2 separate regions of the Homo sapiens genome follow, and region 1 is linked to region 2. A link is a loop called in an ENCODE intact Hi-C map of the cell type or tissue named here. Cell type or tissue: Calu3. All regions are shown on one strand. Each heading gives the region's core, and the rest is flanking DNA. Links, peaks and the distances in the headings are about the cores only.

Evidence for each region. A loop is a pair of places that touch in the nucleus more often than their neighbours do. Peaks named below come from ENCODE experiments on the same cell type or tissue, not always from the same donor. Only the 100,000 strongest peaks of a DNase experiment are listed, where the experiment ranks them.
Region 1: it touches region 2 in a loop (8-fold over the local background); 22 of 110 quality-filtered maps call a loop at or near these places.

Annotation. Positions count from the first base shown.
Region 1 is chr7:119,929,809-119,941,899 of GRCh38, reverse strand. No RefSeq gene overlaps it. Among named protein-coding and RNA genes, the nearest start is that of LINC02476, 28 kb to the right of the region's middle. In Calu3, for the core only: a CTCF peak has its summit at 6,333; no DNase peak of the experiment used is centred there.
Region 2 is chr7:120,549,105-120,561,195 of GRCh38, reverse strand. All of the region lies in intron 1 of KCND2 (potassium voltage-gated channel subfamily D member 2), which reads right to left. Among named protein-coding and RNA genes, the nearest start is that of KCND2, 280 kb to the right of the region's middle. In Calu3, for the core only: no CTCF peak of the experiment used is centred there; a DNase peak (open chromatin) is centred at 6,035.

The DNA of each region.
Region 1 (12,091 bases), core at 2,042-10,041, 620 kb after region 2:
TGCACATATATACCTATATAAATGATAGATAGGAGCAGTATCTGCAAATTAAAATATTAAATAATAATTTTTTACTTCCATTGTTTTACATATCTAATTAATACTTCCAAATACTCCTTACCTATTATTTTTCTAAAGTTTAAGGGAGGAGTTGTTCAAGTACTGTAGCAGATTCATTTTATCTGCCACTCCAGACCTGTTTCATCACATCAGACCAAGGGGCCTAAACTCCTTGTCTATTTTATTGGCCAGAGCTGCTGTCACACAGACTTACATCACTTCTGGGGTCCTAGATCCCTATTGCACTGACTTTATATCCTTCTATTGCTGATTGTCTCAGCTGTACCTGGAGGCAAGGGATAGGCTGTGGTTTAATCTCAGTCACACATTCTGCAACTCCAGCAACCCAGTTCTGATCCAACTGGGTCCACTAAGTTTGCAGCTTCCTCAGCAATTACATGACACCACTGAATACTACAACATCAGCACAGAAGGAATAATATTTTGAGGAGCAGACTTGGCCATAAGGTTACAGGATATTGGAAAGAGCTATCCTATAAAGCATTCACCTTTTTTCTCTTTGATGGACCACTAGCAAGAAAGTGTTTACTTATAGCCTCTGCAGAGATATCTCATGTGTCTGAGCAACCAGAGAAAATCTTTGGCAAATTGTGCAAGATACTTTCATGAATTTGTTTTTGCTCCATTTCTTCCTCACTTGCTTATTTATTTTACACAAGATTTCCCTAAATTGAAGTCTCATGCATTAACAGTATGCTCATGTAAGCTTTAGCTCCAGGCTTTATTTCCAACTTTACCAGAAAGGGGGAAAAATCTACCAGCTAGTGGAAAAAAGCACAGAAAAAAGCCTATTAGCTAGTTAAAAGAGAAAAAAAATGCAAACAAGGATATCTGCTCCTGACGAAGTGAAGTATTACGGATGGAATTTACAATCCTGACTGAAACAACAAAAAATACGGGCGTAAACACATGAAATCAAGGTTTTCAGACATTGTCCATTAGGCAATGCAAAATAATGATTTTTGAAAAGAGGGAAACAACAATTTACAGCAATTTGTAATTTGTGTCAAATATTTAATAAATAAGAAGACACACATGTATTTTAAAAATAAAAGAGGAGTAAGCATCATTAAACTTATTCTGAAGATACCATATACCTAATACTAACTCACAAAGATATTACAAATGAAGAGGAAAATTATGGACTAGTATCTATCATGAATATAGAAAAATTCTATCAAAATATTTAAAACATTAATTTTACAGTATATAAAAATAATTGTAGACCATGACAGAAATTTCTTCCAAGAACATAAAAAGAGTTTTAAATTAAAAAGTAAACCTATCTAACTACCAGATACACAGAATAAAGATGAAAAGCTATATAATCATTTAATAAATGAAGCAAAATCACTTGAAAAAATTCAACATCAGTTTAGGTTAAAATATTCAGAAAATTAAGTATAGAAGAAAATATACTATAACTATTGAAGACAATTAAAAATGTTATTTGGAATTTATACAAATAAAATTATACTTAATGATAAAATAATAAATATTTCCCTCTAATCTCAAGAACAGGAGAAAGACATCTGTTTTTTGCCATTTCTATTCAACATTTTACTGAAGGTCCTAGCCTTTACAGCAGTGGACAATTGCAGATGACATAATTGCTTTCATAGAAAACCTTAAGTGACCTAAAGAAGAACTACTCTAAATGAATAATAAGTAAATATAACAAAGTTTTAGATTAGGTAAATTCTTATATAGTAGCATGAACAATTTGAAAATAAAAAAGTAATTCATCGTAGCTCCAGAAAATAAGTTTAGGAATAAATTGGAGTAAAACTACTATGCTGAATGATACAAAGCCCTGTGGAGAGAAATTAAGTGTTATTGGGAATATTTTCATATTTATGGATTGGAAGATTTAAGATGCCATTTCTCCCAAATTGATCTATAAAAAGTCTCAGGCATTATAACACTAGGTTTGTTTTAAGAAATTGATATTCCCCCATTAAAATATGGAAATGCAGAGGACTTAGAAAGTTCAAATCCAGCTTTATAAAGAAGAACAAATTTGAAGGACTTGCACTACTAGACATCAAGAATTATTATACATTTAGCATAATGAGTGTGTTACTTACATGAGATCGACAAATAGATCAATGGAAGAAAAAGACCAGAAATAGACCTACACTTATACAATCATTTGATTTTCAATAAATAAATCAAAACAATTCAAATGGAAAAGGAAAGGTCTTTTACAAATTGTTTTGAATTACTGTGGTCCATATGTTTAAAAATAAATACATATTTAATTATAAAATTATACATTTACATACAGTTGTAAGTAAAAAAAAGTAGAGAGATCCTATGAACACTTTAACCAGTTTTTGCATTGGTAACATCTTTTACAACTATAGTACACGGTCACAATTAGTATATTGGCATTGATATGGTCAAAATACGGAACATTCACATCCGCACAAGGTTTCCTTATGCTGCCCTTACGGCCACACTTCCAACCCCTCCAACCCCCACTCTATCTCCAGTCCAGCCACCATTCTAGTAGGTTATTATGGCATTGCTGTTTTAATTTGCAATCCTAGAAGAAAAATGATATCTTCTTTGATGATGTATCTGTTTAGACATTTTGCCCATTTTTAAATTGGATTGTTTGTTTCTCATTGTTGAGTTTGGAGGTCTTTGTATGTTTTTGATGCCAGGCCTTTATCACCTATGTGTTTTGCAAAGATTTTCTTGCAGTCTGTGGCTTGTCTTTTCAATCTCTTACTACTGTCTTTTGCAGAACAAAAATTTTTTAAATTTTAATGAAGCCTAACATCAATTTTTCCTTTCATGGATAGTGTTTCTGGTGTTATATCTAAAAAGTTATCACCAAACACATTGTCGCCGAGATTTGCTCCTATGTCACCTTGCAGAGGTTTTTGTGGTTTTCATTTTTATATTTAGGTCTATTGTGTATTTGAGCTCATTTTTATGAGACATATAAGATATATATATATATTCATTTTGCTGTACATAGATAAGCATTTTTACAGTTTAGAATCTTGTTTAGAATCAGTTTGTCAATATCTATAGTGTAACTTGCTGGAATTTGGACTGAAATGGCATTGAATCCATTAATTATGCCTGAAAGAATCAACACCATAATCATAATTAGTGTTCCAATCTATGGATCCAGCATATTTCTCCAGTTGCTTTGGTCTAGTCTCTTTTTACTCTGCTGCCTGGCTGCTGTGGTATCTCTCAATGAGGGAAGGCCATAGGGGAAGGGGTGGCTGGGGAGGAGGGGAGGTTCAGATCTAGCAGGAAAAGAGAGTACTTCCTATGGTTGCTTGTTGGTAATAGGTTCTGATTTTCCTTGATGGTGATACAATACTGCTTGTTGTCAGATGACTTTCGTTGGGTAAGAGGAAAGAATAAGGCAATCTGTACTGCCTGCTCTTCCTAGGCTGGGAACTGGGAAATGCCAGACCTAGTCTTCCCCTTCTATTAGTGGAGACACATACAACATCCTAGCACTGTGTTCTTTCTTCAGTCTTGGTATTCCAAACCACTTTGCCTTTCCCTTACCACCTTGCAGAGTTCTTTTGGTTACTTCTTGCATTATTCACAGGTTTTATATCGTACTTAAAGGGGAGGAACAGGGAGAAATGAATCTATGACGTCTTAGCTGGACCTGAATTCAGCATCTTAACTTTTGGCGAAAAGCCTGATAGTTTCTTATAATCTTAGCATACCTCTTCTTGACAATTTCAGTTTCTGATATTTGCTCAGGGGAATAAAAATTTTAAAAAACGTGAAAAAACAAAGCTGATTTATTCATAATTGCTTCATTCCAAACCGGAAACAGCAGAAAGTCATTCAGTGTGGAAATAGATTTTTAAAAATCTGCTGCATATTCATACAATGGAATACTATTACGCAATAAAAAAGAATAAAATATTTAGGCAGCAACAAATATTAATTTCAAAAATATTATGTTGAATGAAAAACCATTATATAGAATAACACATAATGTTTACCATAATGTTTATTTCTATTTTTCTCAGTTTCTGGAAAAAGCAAAATTGATTTATGGTAGAGAAAATTCAAAAGAATCATCATTGTTCTTGGGGTGGTGAGAATGTGTATTGACTTTGAAAGAGCAAGAGGGAAATTTCTCAGGCGATGGTAACATTTTACATTTTGTTAAATGTTTGGATTTCACAGGTGAATGCATTGGCCAGAATATCTGAGACATCTACAATTAAGATCTGTGCATTCAGTTGTGTATAAAATTTACCTAAGCAGTTTACAAATATTAAACATTAGTTGATAATATGCATGCTTAAATATTTGGAAGAAAGTATATGGGTATCAACAACTTAATTTGAAATACACAATAAGGTATATTGACTGATCATTACAGAAATGGAAAGGTGGAAAGATGTATAATATGTATAAAAATTTAATTGTCAAATCTAAAAAGTGAGTGTTTAATTATCAGCACAAAATTCTCAAAATGTCTTCAAACTTCTTCATGCTTGTTAAATTTTAATAATAAAATACTGAAAGAATGGCAGAATGCTTGCTTCCCTTTGATATGTACTAAAAATGTCTAATGTCTTTATTTGGGATATTCAGCTCTTTGTTCTAAGGATCTAATTTACCCTGTGCATCTCTTTCATGATGGATAACTACTAGTTTTTTTAGGGCGGAGAAAATCATGTATGTTAAGTATGACATCTGCTTAATGAGTAACATCTGCACCAATAAGTATGACGCACTGTACATGATATGCTCTATCTTGTAGTATTAAACTTTTTTTCTGATTACATCTTCCCAGATGTTTGTAGTTTAACTGTATCTTACTCAGAGGGGTACACTTTTAACTAGCATTTTCTGAATACAAACCTCAAGGTATTCATATTATACAACCAATTTTAGCACAAGGGATGACTGCTGGGATAAATTAGGGACAATAGAGAGGTTATTACATCATATCATGGAACAAAACCCTAGCAAGCATGCAAACTCTGTACTTGGGTTAACATTGCAGCAGATTACACAGCTGTACTCAAAATTGAAACTTTTAACATGTATTTATATCGATAATTATAACTAATGCAAACAGAGAGGTAAAGTAATTGAAACAAACAAACAAAAGAAACACAGTACTACCTCTGGCAAGACATCACAAAATAGTTTACAGTTTATTCAATGAAATTTATTCAAGTTGTTATAACTCAGTGGCAATACTATTTTAGAAAATACATTTTTATATCTTCTCTTTTCTTTGGTTAAAAATAGCTTTCACTGACAAATAGAAATTTTGGGGTTTGTTTTCTTCCTAAGTCAAGTTCTGCATTATGAAATATTCTATTAAATATTGATGGGTATTAAGAAACAGGTACTACTTTTACAATATTTAAAATATTGGGATTATATTTCCATGAGTTTTGGTAACTTTTCAACAGCTAGGAGTCTTGGCACCAGAAAAATAATTAGCATCACCCAGATGTAGCTCTATCAACTATTAGACTATTCTGTAGCAATATTTTTTTCTAAAAATTTTGAGCAGATAATTGGAAATTAAAATCAGGCATTAAGAGAATAACAGTTTTTATTTCAAAGCTATTTGCTACCCTTCTGCCTTCTACCCTCTGCATTTTACATACTTATAAATCTGAAATGAAAGCATTTTCTTTGGTTAAAACCATATTCTCTTTTAAAAGCAACATTTTGGAGTTTTATGAGAGTAATTAAAATTGAGAAGCTCGATGATATCCAAACCTGAACTGTTTTGAAAAATATAAATGATGTACTTAATATGTGTAATTGCTAATTTATATTTCTTGTTCTAAAACTGGTTATTAAACAATCATGCAGAAACAAAATATAATTGACGTCTTTTAGGATGAGTTATTTTTTCAAACAATTTAAAAGTATGGTTATAGTTATAGACCAACATGTAAGCAATTATGAGATTTATGAATCTACTGACAATTCTCTAGCTTCAACTCATTTATATGTTGATGAAGCTTACTAATGTTTTGGAACAATCAAACTGATAGTTATATTACTTAAAGGAAACAACTTATTACTAAACAGATTTTATACTATCATTAATTCTTAATCACTTGAAATGACAACTGAATATTTTTAGTCCCTAAAAATATAACCAAAGCTATTATGTTATTTTAGATAGGATACAGAAGTAATCTAAGGATTCATTTCCGAAATACTGCCATCTTGTGGTATTCTTCACAGAACATCTAACAGTCATTTATGATACGGACTTTGGGTAAAAACAAGAAGGGTACTCTAATGACATAAATAGACCCAAATGAATACCGTGGAAACCTAGAGAGTGAAAATAATCTTTATCTTAAGAACTATGAAAGATCCCCTTAGTATTCATCTGGATGAGGAGTTCCAATACAATATTTTATAAGCAAAAAGAGATAATTTATCTTATTTGTCTATACATTTCTTAATAGAAAATAATTCAAGGAGAAAGTGAATCAATACTAATTTTCTCTCTGGAGAGAAAATACTGTTTTGTCTCAATCCAATTCATTTCAATACAACTACTCACTGAGCATTTTTAATAGAAGGTTTACACATTATTTGGCAACAAACACAGGGCTGTGACTACTCTTTGATTTCCTTTTGGGTCTTTATGACCCAGGTCTCATTTGTGTTATGACTTGTATTATAAAGTTCCAGGGGTTGTGCCTTATTTTTACACCGTTGAGTTGTTTGGCGCTCAGGGTCATCTGAATTATCCTCACTCTCTTCAGCGACAGAATACAGACCTGCAACAGATATGGAAATACACCTCTTAGCTTATAATCTATTTTTTTCACTGAAATGTAATTATTTAATTGTTTACTTATTCACTAGTTTGACCCCTAATTTAGTGCAACTCTTTCCAAAAGCAAAATTTACCACCAATAAAGATGGATAAAGGATATTTGACATGATTTGAAGATCACTTCAAAAATTCTTTAGAAGTTATTGGCAAAACTGCAATCTTCATTTGGATCTATAATCTCTGTTATATTAACTCATTAAGTCAAATGATCAATCATGCTATTTTATGGTTTTATTTTTAGGGGTTCATTAGTTACACAAACATTAAATAAAGATAATGAAGCTATTATAAAACTTAGGGAAAGAGTAGTTTCATGGTCCTTTGCACTGAAAGGTTGCCTAGATCTCTAGTAATGCACCAAAAGCATTTGATAAATTGTGAACATGAGAACAATGTCTGTAAACACTTTCAAGATCAGCTTAGGCGTCCTCTGGTAACTGAAGCAGAAGGAAGCATTTTCAAAGTGATGCCAGAGCAAAATGCCCTTAAGCTTTGAGTATTGAAGCAGTTTTCACACAATAAAAGAAAAACTCCTTATGAGGCAACTTTGCCCTTGCTCTCAAGACACTCTTATTTTCTGCAGCAGAAATTAATGTGAATACTATCAATGAACCCAACCTTGTAATAAGCTTTGCTTATATCTTTGGCAAATGTTTTGTGTTTCTCTGCATCCTGGTCCAAAAATTTCAAGTGCTTTTACTTTCCATGATGAGATATTAACTATAGAGAAACTTCAGTATTTTCCTTCAGGACTGAATCCCTCACCCCGTGGCATAATCAAGAATATTGCTGCCCTTCCTCTTTAAGTCTTTAAATACTCAATTTCAAATTCAAAGTAATCAATTTTAATAGGAGGAAAAAGCATAATGGTTTTGAATAAGTACCAGTGCTGATATGGCAAGACTAAAATAATCTATTTTATTTCATGTATGAGTGATATCTCCATAAATGCCCATTATTGTTAATAATTTAGTTCAAGATACCATTTGAATGTAATCTACAACATGAAAGAAAAATAATTTTTATACATTAAAAACTCCAGGATGATTAGAAATGCCAAAATGAAAAGAATCTTGGCAAATATGCCACCTAAAAGCATAATTATTTTTCAAATAGATAGTAAAACCGATATGCATATGACATTAAATATATAACTCATGCACATGGTATTAAATACATAGGTGAAAAGACACCTTATTATATTATAGTGCTCTTCAATACAAGTTCTCATTGCACCTAAAAACTTTCTATACTAATTATATTACCATAAAAAATTACAGATTGACTTAAATGCCCAATACTTCCAGTAAGCATGACGATTTTAAAGTAATTTAAATCTCTCAGTGCAATTCTTTTTGAAATATATGTATATATTAACTATTCGATATTTGAACACATGTCGCCATAAGTTCTTAAAAATATGTATTTATATGCATAAACAAGCATGTTTTATAGAAGAGAAGTGCTTCTGAATGTAAAACCAAGAAGACACTTAAAACCATATGTATTTGACTAAAGCTTAAGAAGGACTGAAATATGCTCTTAAATTATTAGACTGTATTTATTATTTTTTTAGACATAATGAAAATTTTTTGCTGAATTCTATCCTTGTCACTTGTTTGTGACAAGTTGTGTTTATTCCTGATTTATTTAAATATTGAGCCTGTCTTTCTTTGCCAAGGGATTTCTAGATTTTAGCTTATATATTTTTCATCCTTTTCTTTATCCCAATCTTTGCCTGAAACAGCATTTTTCAAATTTTGCATTTTTCCTTAAGTACAAACCTTTTTTATACTGCTTATTTTTAGCATTTTTTGTATTTTAATATCATTCAAATGGCAAACACTATGTTGCTTCAAATGAAAAAAAATTATCATGTAAACAATTTGCTATATATTATTAATATTTTATATATTTAACATTGTTAATGACAAGCTATTGGTTTGATAATGCTTTCCTATAAGCAAGGAAGGAGCTTTTGCATGTTCTAATTATAAGAAAAATGCTATTAATTCCATTGATAACTATTAATATGATTCAAATGTTAACATAAATGTTATGTGTTGTATAGCATCGATTATGTTGAACAGACATAAATTCACTTAGTCATTAATCTAAAACAACTATCAGTGAATATTAATCATTATATAGTGGATAAGAGTAGCTAATATAATTAGGCATATGATAGAATTAAGTTATTTTCTAATACCCTTTACTGCCTTGTATAACTTAGTAATAAATCTAACAAACAAGCAAACTAAGTTGAATTTTTCAAGATTTAATCAAACTGGACATAATCATTATTGTTACATTTCTGTTATTCTAGCTAATTTAAATTTCCTTTTGTCCCCCTCATTTTTTTTAATTAGTCTAGACAACGGCCTAGATATATTAACATTACAATAATTCTGCAAATTAATCTATATGGCATGTTTTTACCTTTATCTTCCCAATAGGAATGAAAGAATAATATGTGTGTGTGTGTGTGTGTGTGTGTGTGTGTGTGTGTGTGTGTGTGTGTTGAGTTTCTGTTTATAAGGTATCTGGATGATACCTTATAAACATTATTCTTTTAATGAGGTTCTATAAAAATCAAAATACAGGAACCAATATATGACATAATTTGCATTGGAGAAAATGAAATCAATAATGTGGGAGTTAAAACTGAGAAAATGCCCTAGAATGACAAGTCAAAGTATAACAAAAGAAAAGATGATAAGAAATCTAAAACATGTGTGTAGTAAATATCATAAGTAATTAGAACTTTACAGAATAAATATCTTTAATTTTTGCCCCTTCAAACGAGTTTTCCTGAGTATACATTTCCTGTCTCTTGATGACATCTTGGGCTTATTCTTAAGTTGTCTATTCACGTACACTAATAAGAATGATATCCCTCTAATAATCAAAATTCACTTTGTAATTTAAAACGTTCACTGCAGTCTGAACCATCAGTTCGATCACATACATATCCAACTCAATGCTTAGTGCCTTACTTTATCTGAGAGACTTGATTTGTTGTCAGATATATCAGCACTAGGAAAGAGAATCAATTTCTCCTTTCGTTCTTTACTTTTCTCTTCTCTTCTCTCAGCTTACATATTATTTTGCTCTTTTTCATTTGCCAAGGAAAAAGAAAGGTAAAAGGAGATATAAAAACTACATATGTTTTGCTTTTTGATATGCATTCCAATTTTAACTTTCTTGTGGAACATAGGTGTGGTTTCTTCCAGAGGCTCTGTAGGAGCTCCCCCATTGAAGACTGCCCTGATATGAACAATCTTCCTGGTTGAGACTGCTTACTAAGCACTACCTCTAGATCTCACTCTCCACAGTATCTATCACAATCTCTAGCTGTGGGGGGACCCTTTCCCTGGTGATGAGCCTTTCAACATGGAGCCCTGATAAGAGAGCCCAAGTACAGCTACTTTCTTTGACATACACACAGTCCTTTGTCCAGTATGTATTCTTGCCATTCCAAAAGGAGGAAAAGTGGCTCCATCTTTGGCCCCCTTCACCCGCAGTATTACACAGTCTTCCAGGAGTACATGATAGGCTCTCTCAAGAATGTACTCACCACACTTTTTCCCATGGCAACTCTGCAGTGGCCTTATGAGCCACAGACAGATGCCTGAAATTTTGTGGGCATCCTCAAAATCCATTACAATTTTTGTGCACTCAGCATGAGTTGGCTTGGGAAGGAAACACTTATTTCTTTATTCAAGGCAAGGATATGGGAAAGAAAAGAAGAAAGAAAAAATAAAGGAAGAAAGAAAGAAAGCTCCCAAACTTAGTAAATATTCCTATTTAATATGTGAAATTGAATCTAATTAATGAGAAAAAAATGTTTTGAGGGTTTAATAATGCCTAGTACTAATTGTCTAGGGTAGTATTTTAAACTTTATGTTGGTACCTCACATCTAAATGGTATTTGCCATTTTATAAAGTACAATCACATTCATGGACTCCTGTAGGTGTCACAAAAAATAATAATAAACTGGTAGAGAAGACATTTTTTATTCCAGTTTTACAAGCTAGGAAAATGAGTATCACAAAAAAGTGATTTAAAACTGCTGAAAAGCTATTAAGTCAGAAGTCAGGTCTTCTTTAATTTTGTTTTTTGTTTGTTTTTATCCCTTCTGACTTTTATATTTATTTATTTATTTATTTTGAGACAGAGGTTTTGTCTTGTTGCCCAGGCTGGAGTGCAATGGCGCGATCTGAGCTCACTGCAAACTCCGCCTCCCAGGTTCAAGCAATTCTCCTGCCTCAGCCTCCTGAGTAGCTGAGATTACAGACATGTGCCACCATGCCTGGCTAATTTTGTATTTTTAGGAGAGATGAGGTTTCTCCATGTTGGTCAGGCTGGTCTCAGACTCCAGATCTCAGGTGATCAGCCTGCCTCAGCCTCTCACAGTGCTGGGATTACAGGAGTGAGCCATCATGCCTGGCCCCTTCCAACTTTTATTTTAAGTTTAGGGGCTACATGTGCAGTTTTGTTACATGAGTAAATTGTGTGTCACTGGGGTTTAGTGCAGAGACTATTTCATCACCCATGTAAGAAGCATAGTACCTGATAGGTAGTTTTTCAATCCTCATGCTCCTCTCACCCTCCACCCCCAAATAGACCCCCTTATCTATTGTTCTCAACTTTGAATCCAAATGTATTGGATGTTTCACTCCCACTTATAAATGAGAACATGTGGTATTTTGTTGTCTGCTCCTGTCTTATTTGGCTTAGGATAATGGCCTTCAGCTGCATCCTTGTTGGTGCGAATAACATAATTTTGTTCATTTTTATGGCTGCATAGCAATCCATGGGGCATATGTACGACATTTTTCTTATCTAATCCACAGTTGATGAGCATCTTGGTTGATACCCTGTTTTCACTGTGGTGAACAGTGCTGCAATAAGCATACTATGCATGCCTGTATCTTTGTGGTAGAATGATTTATATTCTTTTGGATATACACCCAGTAATGATATTACTGGGTCGAAAGTTAGTTCTGTTTTAAATTCTTTGAGAAATCTCCAAACTGCTTTCCACAGTGGCTGAACTAATTTACATTCCCTCCAGCAGTGTATAAACATTCTGTTTCTCTCCACAACCTTGCAAGCAACTGTTATTTTTTTGACTTTTTAATAATAGCCATATTGACTAGTGTGAGTTGGTACCTTATTGT
Region 2 (12,091 bases), core at 2,472-10,471:
CAATGCTGTTAAGTCATAAATAAATTAATGGATTAATGTCATAAAATCTGGTTCTGAAAAGGTGACTTAAAACATTTTGCAAATTACTAGACTGTTTCTATATCCTCTTGAGGTAACTGTTTCAAAAGATTGATCGTTTGATCACAAACATATTGGTATATTTGTTAATTAGTTTTACTGTTTGCAAAATCGCAGTAATGTGACAGTACTAATGGCTAACTTACAGACTAATCAACATTCAGTATAACAATTGGACATTTTGGTACCTTGGTCAAATTTTTGTAGCATTGAGCTAGTCACATACAACTTCTCTGAATTCGATTTTCTTCTCTAAAATTAGCAAACTGGATTAGAATTGTCTCGATAATCTTTTAACATTTATGATTCCAATAAATTTGAGCAATTACTCAGTGCTTAAAATGTGAGACACTGAGAGGAACACATGGTGTAGAAAATTTCAAGCAGGAGAATACTGGACTGATAACCTTGGTTTCCCTGCCTGCTGCTTCATTCGATGAGACAGGCCGGTAGACAGAATTTTATGGAAGGTAGCTCTTTAAATTGAATTCTGCAAGATTTCTCCTTTCTTAGCATTCATTTGCATCTGTTTCAAACACGAAACCTTTCTGTCCAAAAGTGCAAAAAATTTTAGCTTAAGCTGATTATCACATTAAAGTGTTGAACTTGAGCCCAAGAAGGGCTCCATAGAAACTGAATCCCTATCATTTAAGATGATATTGGCTCTTAAAAATGACAAGTTCTACATTTTACTGTCGCTTTTCCGTCTGATTATTTCATTGGAGGATTTTTTAAGGCAAAATATTTTACATCAAATTTGATTCATCATTCCACTTCAAGTAGCAAGTCTTAAATGTAGCCTTTTAAAACTACTGAATAGTTAAAATTTCTTCTGCTGATTAATATACAGCAAGCTTTTGTGTAATAAAAATGAACTGCAAAAATGATTTCTGGGACTTTGGAAAAATATTTTTCTGTGGAAACTAAGCAGTGTTTATATCAATGTTGAATTACTTATGAGTTAGTCATATTAATGCTAAATTTTAACTGAGAACGACCCAACAATTTTGGCCAACATGCTGTTTGCTTAAAATTATTATTTTATGAAAAACATTCACATTATGATTTCAGTAGAGAAATAGGAAAGTCATTCCAGTTCTACCACAGTGTATAGAAACTTGTTTTGAATACAACATGAAATCATCTATTTTACGTTAGCATTGTCCTTCATCTGAGAACTTTCTGCTCCAAAGGACGGTGGATTTCTCACAATATGTCCTTAGGAAATCAAAGTTACTATTCATTAAGGCCTTGCTTAATTTTCTCTTGGTTAAGAGAAAATCAATTCATGAACTCACATTCTGATGCAGAAGACTTATGTATCATGTTTCAAAGATCACATTTAACTAAAGCCAAACTCTAGTGTATGGCAGCTCACTGTATCATAGACTGGAATCTGCCCTGTGCTCAAAAGCATAAACTATTATATTGTAATAATTATCCAATAGAATTAGAATTTCAAACATGCTGTTTCATTTCCTCCTGAGTATAAATTGCTGTTCCCATCAGGCTATTTTCCTAATTTTTTAATTCAGAAAATATTGTTAAAACCAGATACCAAATGATCATAGAACTGCCTCTAGCATAAATCCTATCCTCTAGTTGGTGGCTAATATTCAGCCCTGAGTCTCTGCCTTTCCATTTTCTACCTGGATGATCTTCAGAAGCTTCGCTCATCTGCCTAAGCCTTTGTGTTCTCATCTGCAGAATGAGAAGAACTGACTACTCTGCAAGTGTAGTTGTTGACCACTTGGAATTGTCTGGTAGATGAAAAGTGAGATTGTGTGTGCACAATGCCTGGCAAATACAACACACTCGGCTAATTCTATCTATTATCAATGGTCGTAGTTAAATGGTTATCACCATGAAAGTCATTTGAAAAATTATTAGAAAATACAAGTTTTGCTTGTGGTAGTGGTATGATTATCATTTCATCAAAGAACACAGTTATGCAGTTAGAGCTAATCATATTCTCATAAAAGGTGCTTCAACTTCTGAGGGATGTATTAACATTTCCAATTTTTTTCAACCACTGCTTAAGTCTGCTTGTCAGTAATGCACATACATGCACGTACACATACACACACACATACACACACAGAAACACACACACACACACACACAGTACTTTGTGAACTTTGGCTACCTCACTTATCAATATTTTATATACTCAGATAATTTGTAGACCAAAGGGTCTTATAATGATGCTATGGACCATTCATCTCCTTTTATACTATTATTCCCTGTTGGATATAATAATTTCCTAGATATTCTAGTTTGCTTCTCATCAGGCTAGGTTGAGTATACACAGACAAGGAGAGTAGATATTTTAAGGAAACAGGCAACTGTTAAAAAGGAAAAAACACAGGAATTTAAGGCCCAAATTATCCCACCTATAAAGGACAAATTCATCAGCTCACCACTTGAAAAGCTCAGAGAGGGAACAGCTGACTCAATCTGTTTCACCATAGGATGTAGACCATTATTTTCAATGAAAGAATCATTCAAATGAAGATATTATAAGAAACTTTGTGGCTAATTAGTTGTTCACATACATCCTACAGATCCCATTTAGTTCTTCCTGGAATCCAGTTATGCACAGATATATAAAATTAATTCTGAGCTGAAAATAAGGTATTAATGTTCCCCTCCATTACTGCGGGTGAACAGTTAGGGTGAGGATGTGTTTGTGTGTAGAAGGAATAGGTTTCTGGAGCTTCTGATAACACCAAGAATGCTATAATTTAAGGGTGTGATGGTAGTCTCTCTCTTACTGTTGTATCCCAGTACCTATGATTGCAACGCCTCTCCTTTTGTGATTCATCAGGGCCATTTATATTCTTGCCCTTGCAGAGTTTTCTAGTTACTTTTATTTAAGCCTGAAATAAAACTTTACCTTATAAGAATCAGATCATAATTGGTTGGAGGCGTATCCTGTTGTTGATTTTCAAGCTATATGAAAACATAACCAAACATGCCATAAAAATTTGTATGACAATTTTGAAAGGTCTCTGAAAAAGTTGGAGATCCGTGAAAAAATTATTAATAATAAAGATATCAGGGGAAACATTAATAAAAATTTAAGAGGCCTGTATTGTAAATTTTCTCTGCCAGGTTGCAGAAAGTTAGCCAATTAGGACTATTGTACATTTCAAATCATATATTTCTTCAGGAGTTTGGAATTTGGTATTTAGGAACCACTATGTAAGAATTATTCTTTTTCAGTTGCTCATTACTTCTTAGAGGTCTCTACATCTGCCAGCCAAACTAGGATGACACTGGATGTTGACATTAAATTTAATTCAGATAATTTTTACTGAGCACTTATTAAGTGTTACCATTCCATGAGCTGGAATTCAGGAACAATAGAAAACAAAGTTCTGAACCTTCTAAGGAGCCTACACTGCAGATGGAGAGACCTGTAAATCAATTAACAATATAGATCTAATGTAGTAAAAAAGTTGTTGGCACAAATAGTGGGTATGTTATCAGTCATAAAAAGAAGAAAACTATAGGTGTTGACAGGTTAGGGAGAACTCCTTGGAAAAGGTGAATTTTGACTTTTTACATGAGGAGGGAAATAAATGGATATTTCAAGTGGGCCCAACAGCATGATTAAAGGCAGGGAAGTGAAACTGAAATATCAACTATATGAATTGTTTTATACCATCATTTTGTATATGATGTTAAAGATACTTATAACACTAGGTCTTATTTCTTCTATCTAATTACATATTTGAAGAGCTACTGTTCAATAAATCATAGGGAGACTGTACTTAAAAATAATCTCTTGTAAATTTCAAAATAGCAAGAAAAGATGAATTATAATGTTTGTAGCATAAAGAAAAGATAAATATTTAAGGTAAGAGACCTCCCAATTACCCTGATTTTATCTTTATGCATTATTTGAATGTATTAAACTATTACATGTACCCCCAAAATATGTACATCTGTTATGTATCAATTAAGAAATCTATCTGTATAGCTTTTTCTAAGTAACACACAAAATGTTTTGATAAGCATTTCTCATTGATTAGAGTAAGCAACATTGAGAAAAAATGAAAGACTAGCAGCCATCCTACAAAGTTCGGAGATAAAATCCTGGATTGTAAACTTCAAGAGCTGGATATTTAGAGATTCACATTGTTGGTTTATCAATATGCACTATAACATTTGTGAAACATTAGTGAATAACATTGCAAAATCTCCAACTGAAATGAAGATACTAGAGAGACAAATCTCCATCCAAGGTAACCCTGCTTTATGCAATGTTAATGCATCACAAATTCCTTAGAGTGATTTATATTTCATGTCTCTTAAAGAGGTAAATCTGTTATTAATATTGTAAGTCTAGGTCATTTGCAGGTACATATTTTTTTTCAGGTAATACTGTTTCTCTGTGCAAAAGTGTAATAAATACTCTCTCTTCACAACTTGTGTCTTAGTAGCAAGTCCTCATTCTGCCTCCCAAAAATGTAAAATGTCATAGTGAGTAAAGCACTATACCCACATATCTGATGAGATCTTAAAAGAACCTGCCAGAAAAATACTTTGAAATAGGGATAAAAGGGAAGCAAATTCCTGGCTAGTAATCTATCTATCTAAAGAGAGATCCTTAAATGTTGAAACAGTGTACACACAGTAAGACCTCTCTGCCTTCCCTGAGCTGACTTCTCCTGTGCTTCTTGAGAGAAGGCTCTTTATTGAGTTCTCTTCTCTGTAATTATGCATGCAGAATGGCTGGGTCACCTTAATCTGGTAGGAAGTCAGAGTTTCTGTGTGTTTGTACTGTGGGGTGATCAGGCCAACACTTAATACAAAGATTGTTCATTGTGAAGACTATTTATTCTCTTTGGCTCACCAGGGGAATTTATTCATTTTAGTGTTCTCTATGCCCCTCATTTCGGACGCATTGAGAGACGGAAGGGCAATAAATAGTGTTGGAGGGATTTTTTGGCATTATTTTTCACCTAATATCAATCTCTTTGAAGTAATACACAAGATGATGGCATAGAAACATTTGTATAAATAATCAGTACTCTCCAATAACTTACATGTGTCAAGAATTCAAGTTTACGTTTGATTCAAGAATTACTGAAGTACCAGTCATTTCTAATACTGTTTTTCTCAGTTTTAAACTCCTTTGTGTTTTAAACATTGAAAATTATAATTTTTAAATATAAGCAATATGGCATATTTAATGCATTTTGTTTAATTTGAATCATTTCTGTCCATCAGGGAAAATATCTCTCTGGATTTTGTTTATTTATAAGTATACTCATTTAACAACTCTGTGCTGTAGTATAGCCAGCAAATTTTCTGGCAGATCTGTTCATATTCAGGGATATTGAGCAGCTCAATTGGAAACTTAATCTGACTTAAATGTTCCCTGAAATAACTGTCATTATCTTCACATTTGATTTACACTGTGTACCTATTTAAATATGTCTTTAAATTACATCTTTGGAACCACATAAAGTCTGCTTTTACACTCAGATTTTAATCTCTACAGTTATATAAAATAAATCTTGAGCAAACAGTTGGATTTTGTAGAGAACTCACTATGCTGAATTTGCAAGAAGTTGACCTGACAGATTTTATTTTCAAGAAGTAGAAAGCTTTGTCAATCAATTGTTACTTTACATTAAGAATATTCAAAGCAAGAGCCAATTGCAGGAGCATGTCCCTGTAATCCCAGCTACTCTGGAGGCTGAGATGGGAGGATTGCTTGAGTTCAGGAGTTCAAGACTAGCCTCAGGAACACAGCCAGACCCTGTCTCAAAAACCATATTCAAAGGAGGAAAAAATATGAATATGTTTGTCTCCCCAGATTGACTATGATGGCCAATATTGTGAATTATTCACTGTTACAATCACCCCAAACCCAAATCCTCTATGAGTTTAGTTTATAAAAATTAATCTAGGTGTAGTAGGAGGCATAACAAGCCACTAGGGGTCAGCAGACACTGGGAATATGAGGCACTCTTGTCCCTGTGTGGGAATCAGAAGATAAAAGACCTGCAGATCCCTGGGTGGATGTAATAACAGAACAGAATTGTTCTTTACTATATACTTAAATTTGCATTCAGATTATAGTGAAAGCAGAGTACCATAGAGCTAAATGTGGGACCAATCAGGACTTCATAGATTTTCAATATTTCATTCTTAGATCCATTTCCTTTGAGTATGGGAGTGAAGAAAGGGGATTAGGAGAAATTGAGAAATCTCAGGTAACTGCAAAGAAGGAAAGGTGGAACCATCTGTGGAGGAATCAGCAGCTAACGGTATAATTCTATGGCTAAGTCCATAGATTTATGAGACTTTTCTCTAATCCAGAGCTTCTCAATGTATGGTCGTCAGACTACATAACAACAGCATCTCCTGGCAGTCTGTTAGAAATGTAAATTCTCGGCCAGGCGCGGTGGCTCACGCCTGTAATCCCAGCACTTTGGGAGGCCGAGGCGGGCGGATCACGAGGTCAGGAGATCGACACCATCCTGGCTAACACGGTGAAACCCCGTCTCTACTAAAAATACAAAAAATTAGCCAGTAGTGGTGGCGGGCGCCTGTAGTCCCAGCTACTCGGGAGGCTGAGGCAGGAGAATGGCATGAACCCGGGAGGCGGAGCTTGCAGTGAGCTGAGATCGCGCCACTGTACTCCAGCCTGGGCTACAGAGAGAGACTCCGTCTCAAAAAAAAAATAAATTAAAAAAAAAAAGTAAATTCTCAGCACCACGTAAACCAGAAACTCTGGGGCTGGATGCCAGCAACCTGTGGTTAGGAAGCCCTCCAGGTGATTCTGATGCAAGTTAATGTTTGAGAACCGCTGCTCTAACCTATACTTGAAATGGTGTGAAACTGGCCAGGAATAGCAGGAAGAACATCATCATATTTACACTAAAAGATATGATTGAGTAAGTTTTCTTAACTACTATGTGAGTTGCTGCCTTTTGAATCCTAAACTCCTATTTAATATTTGGTGTGTATTTGTGGCCAAGATTGGGCTTTGAATCATCTCCAGGTCAGCAGGAAAATAGGTTAACCCTAATGGGAGTAATGACAAAACACTTTTAATTCTCATGTGATGTACATTAAATATATAGGCCCTTGAGGATGTGAATTGCTTACCAAGGTCAAGAAGTCAAAGGAAGAGATGATCCCAGAACACCTCCAAGCTTTTGTCTAACTGATCTGCATAATAACTTTTTACTTGAGGGAGAGAAGGAACATTAGCAATGCCTAGTATGGAAGCCCAATTCACAACAGTTTCTGAGCCATATGATGTGGGTGTAAAAACCTGCTAGAAATCTCGTTTTCTCCTGTATATAATTCCAGTCCATAGCTTTAAAATCTCACTTCAGCCAATAAGTATTATGAGAATCATCTTCATTTCCTGAGTGATCTAATCTCTGTACTCACAGGATGACCTACAATCATCTCAACAGATGCAAGCTGTTTCTCCATTTAGAAATAGATGGAGATGATAATTTATCAACCTCATCAGCAGCTGTAGCAGCAGAAACAGTATATGAAATACACAGTATACAGAAGGTATTGCAAGATACCTTCTAGGTACAAAGCCACAAAGTCAAGGGACCTAACAAGTTAGTTGTAAAAACAAAGTGGTGCTTTAAAACAAGTACATTATTCACAATAACCAAGATTTTGGAAACAACTAAGTATACATCAGTGGATGAATGGATAAGAAAAATGTGATTATTTGTCTCTTTATCTATCTTAGATACAGCTACAGATATGGAATGTCATTTAGCCTTAATAAAAGAAAAAAATCCTGCTATTTGAAACAACATAGATGAACCTAGGAAACATTATGCTAGATGAAATAAGCCAGACACACAAAGACAAATACTGTGTGATCTCACTTAGATGTGGAATCTACAGAAGTCAAACTCATAGAAACAGGTTAGATTAGTGGTTGCCAAGATCTGAACGGGAGGAGGAAATAAAGGTATTTTGGTCAAAGAATACAGGCTTTTGGTTGTAGGAGGAACATGTTAATGATAATGTATTATATACTTGAAATCTGCTAAAAGAATAGATTTTAAGTGTCTTCACCAATGAAAAAAGTAACTATGTGAGGTGATGGATACGTTAATTAGCTTGATTGTGATAATTACATTGTATATGTATAGCAAAACATCGCATTGTGCATGTTGAATACACACAATTTTCTTTGACACTTATACCTCAATAAAGCTGGGAAAAAATTACAAATGTTTTAAAAACTATAGACAAAAGAGTGAAACATTCAAAGGAGTAGTGATGGGCTTTAGAAGATGCTACCCAAAAATATGGTGTCCTGGCATAGTGACTATTTCAAGCTGAATCAATTTAAGAAATTGCAGGTGTATGCAGGACTCCCTGACCTTCTCCTGGAGTGACCCTCGTGTGAGAGGTAACCTCCCTACACTCAGAGGGGAAGGGCACCCTTATCTCTGAAGATGCAAGGACACCAGGAGGAATCCCGATGAACAAGCCTTGCTACGTTTCTCTCAGGTTACTGCTCTTAGCTCACACTCCTTTGTTCTATCACATTTTTCCATGAGTTTTCATTTTTCATCAAACTTAGCACAAAAACACTCAGGTTTTTCTTAGGTCTTCTTTTCCTTAAGAAGGCCCCCATGTCACATAAAACTCATATCAAATACATTTGTATGCTTTTCTCTTGTTAATCTGCATTTTGTTACAGAACCCAGACAAGAAACTAGAAAGGTAGAAAGAAAATATATACTTCCTCCCCTACAGGGAGAAGTGGCAGGAAAACATAGTATTAATTTGTAAAATGTGTGAAATTTAGAAATCTGTTCTCACTATTAGTTACTCTTTCACATCCAGTAAATAAACACAATGGTTATTCTCTTAATCCAATAGAAAATAACTTTTGTAAATTCTTGTGGTACAATATGATTGAAATTTTAATATATTTGGGTCTCACTATTAATCACATATATGGGATTATAAGGAAAACTTCATACTAGGATTTGCATATTCTTATAAGATACTTTTGTTTCTCTTGGGGGAAGACATTTATTGCAATCTATTTTCTCAGATATATTCATTTGATTTCCCATTAGGTTTCCTGTATTCTTTGTCAAACTGGGATGCCTTGATGCCTGAGGGTAGAAGAGAAATGCATTGCAACAACAAGCACTAGCATTCTGTCTCCTGGTTTTTCTGATGACCTCCAGAAAGTGCTATAACTCCAGAGGCTACTAGAGGCAAAGGCTTTTGTCTCATTCATCTTCATTTCTTGAGTTCCTGAGCACAGCAAGTGGCTGGCACAAAATGAACATCCCATGAATATTAGATGGATGAATGACTAGATACACAGGTTACAGGCTGTGGCTATCATACATTGCTATACTTTTAAAAATAGGCACAGTTTGATAGCAGGAAAGTTAAGAATGCTATAAATCCGAACCTCTCATGGTTTACCTATTAAGGAATCATTTGACTTTTACAACAGTATTTTGTGACAATTTTTTTTAAGTATGAAAGCTAAGTTGGAATAAAACAAATGCAATAGTATATCTTTCTCTGCACTGAGAAAATGTGATGATTTCCATTTCATGAAAAACCCTGACTCAGAGGTACAATGTCACTACCAGGTGGAAATGCAATCTCAAATTTTCTCCACTCACTTTGAATGATTCAAAATTATATCTCCAATACCTAGGATACTGTCTGGCACAAGGAAGGTCACAATAACTATTTACCAATGACTGAACAAATATGAACAAACAAAGAAAACTTGTGAATTATATATCCATATGTTGAGCTGCTCACTATGAGGGGTTCTTAGGAAACTACTTTTAATAGAAAGAAATGGCTTATAATTGTATAGCACTTTATTTAAGTAGAGAATTTTTATATGCTTAAAATGGTGGGAATCATTTTTTTCTTAAATTGTTCAAATATTTTCAAGTAACTATTCTATTCCCTTTATTCCCCAGAGAATCTCTCTTGAAAATGGTATAAAAAGAAAGAGCTCTGCGCATTTATTTAAAATTCTAAATGAATAGAAAAAGAAAGCCATGAGGCTATATTGAACTTTAATGCCAATTGGTTGGTTCTCTACAATAAATAGTTGCAAATTCTCTTTATTCTTTACTTCTCTTTCATTGTGGACTTTCAACATAACACAATCTTCTCTTTGGAGAATGTCCACTGCTGATCCTAACACTCCAATTTGATCATTTAAAATGAGGTATTTCCATTTGAGAAGTGCTATTTCCGGCTTGCTTTTCCAACTCCATTCATGTGCTTATTTGGGAAAGTCCATATGAAAGTGACATATTACTTTGCCTCTTCCCTCAGAATTTGTTCTCTCTCAAACTGATAGGATCCACAAACATAAAGGCAAACTGTTCTTGCTCTAGAGGCAGGGAGCTATGAAGGCATGTTTTATCCTGAAATGACTCCCTGGAGACCTAGAAGAGCATGTGTGAATACAAACAGCCTGAGCCTTCTGTGGTTGACTACAAAGTGCTGGCTTGTAAAACCATTTCCTGTTTCTTCACATAAAATGGAATCAAATAACATCAAGCACTATTTAGAAAAATTTGCAGGTATATCAGCCTGCAATGATATTTGGCCAACTGAACATGATTAATTCTGCATCTTTCCTTTGACCACTTCTTGTGGGTCTCCTTATTTAAAGCAAAATATGAAATGGGGTGATGGGCAATTCCAACCATTTTATTCTGATCACTGGGCTAAGAGATAACAATCTCTGGTCAATTTCTGACTTACCGCTGAATGTTGTGCTACCTCATTTTTTTCCCCCATTGGTAAAATAGAAATAATAATTCTATTCACTGCATGCCTCACTAAGCTATCTTGAAAATACACTGTCCTTCTAGGGATATTCAAACCTTAAAAAAGAAGAGAAAATTAACTCCAGTTTTAAAACCAAAAAAAAGGCACTAGAGCAAGCAGAACCTGTAATTATTGGTTATGGCGTGGAGTGGGGGTGGCAGGGTGGTGAGATGATGAGTGCTGAACGAACCTAAAATCCCTCTATAGAGGCAGCTTCTAACTCCAGCTACATGTGAGATTGGCTCTGCACTTGGAGGAGATTGCTAAATTATCCATGCTTTGATCTATTCTTCCCAACTCTCCTTTATCTTTATGCTCTTATGACTATTTCTATTTCATTTTGTTAATACTATTAAAAAATCTGACAGTACAACAAATGATGTGGCACCTACAATAGCTGAGGTTAAGAAAAGAATTTTCTCTGAAATAAAGCATTACACAAAAAAGCATACTAAGATGATATTTTCATTACTTCATGGAGCACTTGTTCAGGCAACTCCCATTAATGCTAATGGGATCTAATCGGTGAGAGAATAAACACCTTATAACACATTACATTTAAAACTCAGCATGAACTGAAAAACAGCTATTTTACTCAGTTAGCAGGATGGATGCTTTTAGAGTAAAGGGAAAACCTGCTGTTGAGTTCACAATTTCTCTAGGTATAAAGGAAAGAAATTATTTTAAATGTTATTTGTATCTGTAACCCACTACTGTGCTCTAGCTATAATTTGCAGCAACATGTCAGTTAAGTAATAACAGATGAAACTACAGCAGTGTTAATCAACACACAAACACTGAGTGTGCAAAGACTGAAGTCTGGGCAGGAATGTGTTATTATGCTTAGAGAAAATGACTCTCTTCACCTTTCTGTTTTCTCTTGCTTTCACCTCACATTCAATTTTTCTACATCTTTCATCTATGTCCTCAATAGAAAATAGCTAATTTCTATAAATCCTTGTGACTGATCTGTAGAGCAGAAAGTAATGTTTTATTAAATCCAATAACACGATAGAGGTCCCCCTTAAAATGGCATGCTTGCTAATTTCCAACATCACTCAATTATAATACAGTTTGAATGTGTCTTCCTTTCAAAATTTCCACATCTAAATCCGATGTGCAACTTCTGCTTTCTCTTCAAAAGGGTCAGCCCTTGTTTCTCTGGCTTCTGACA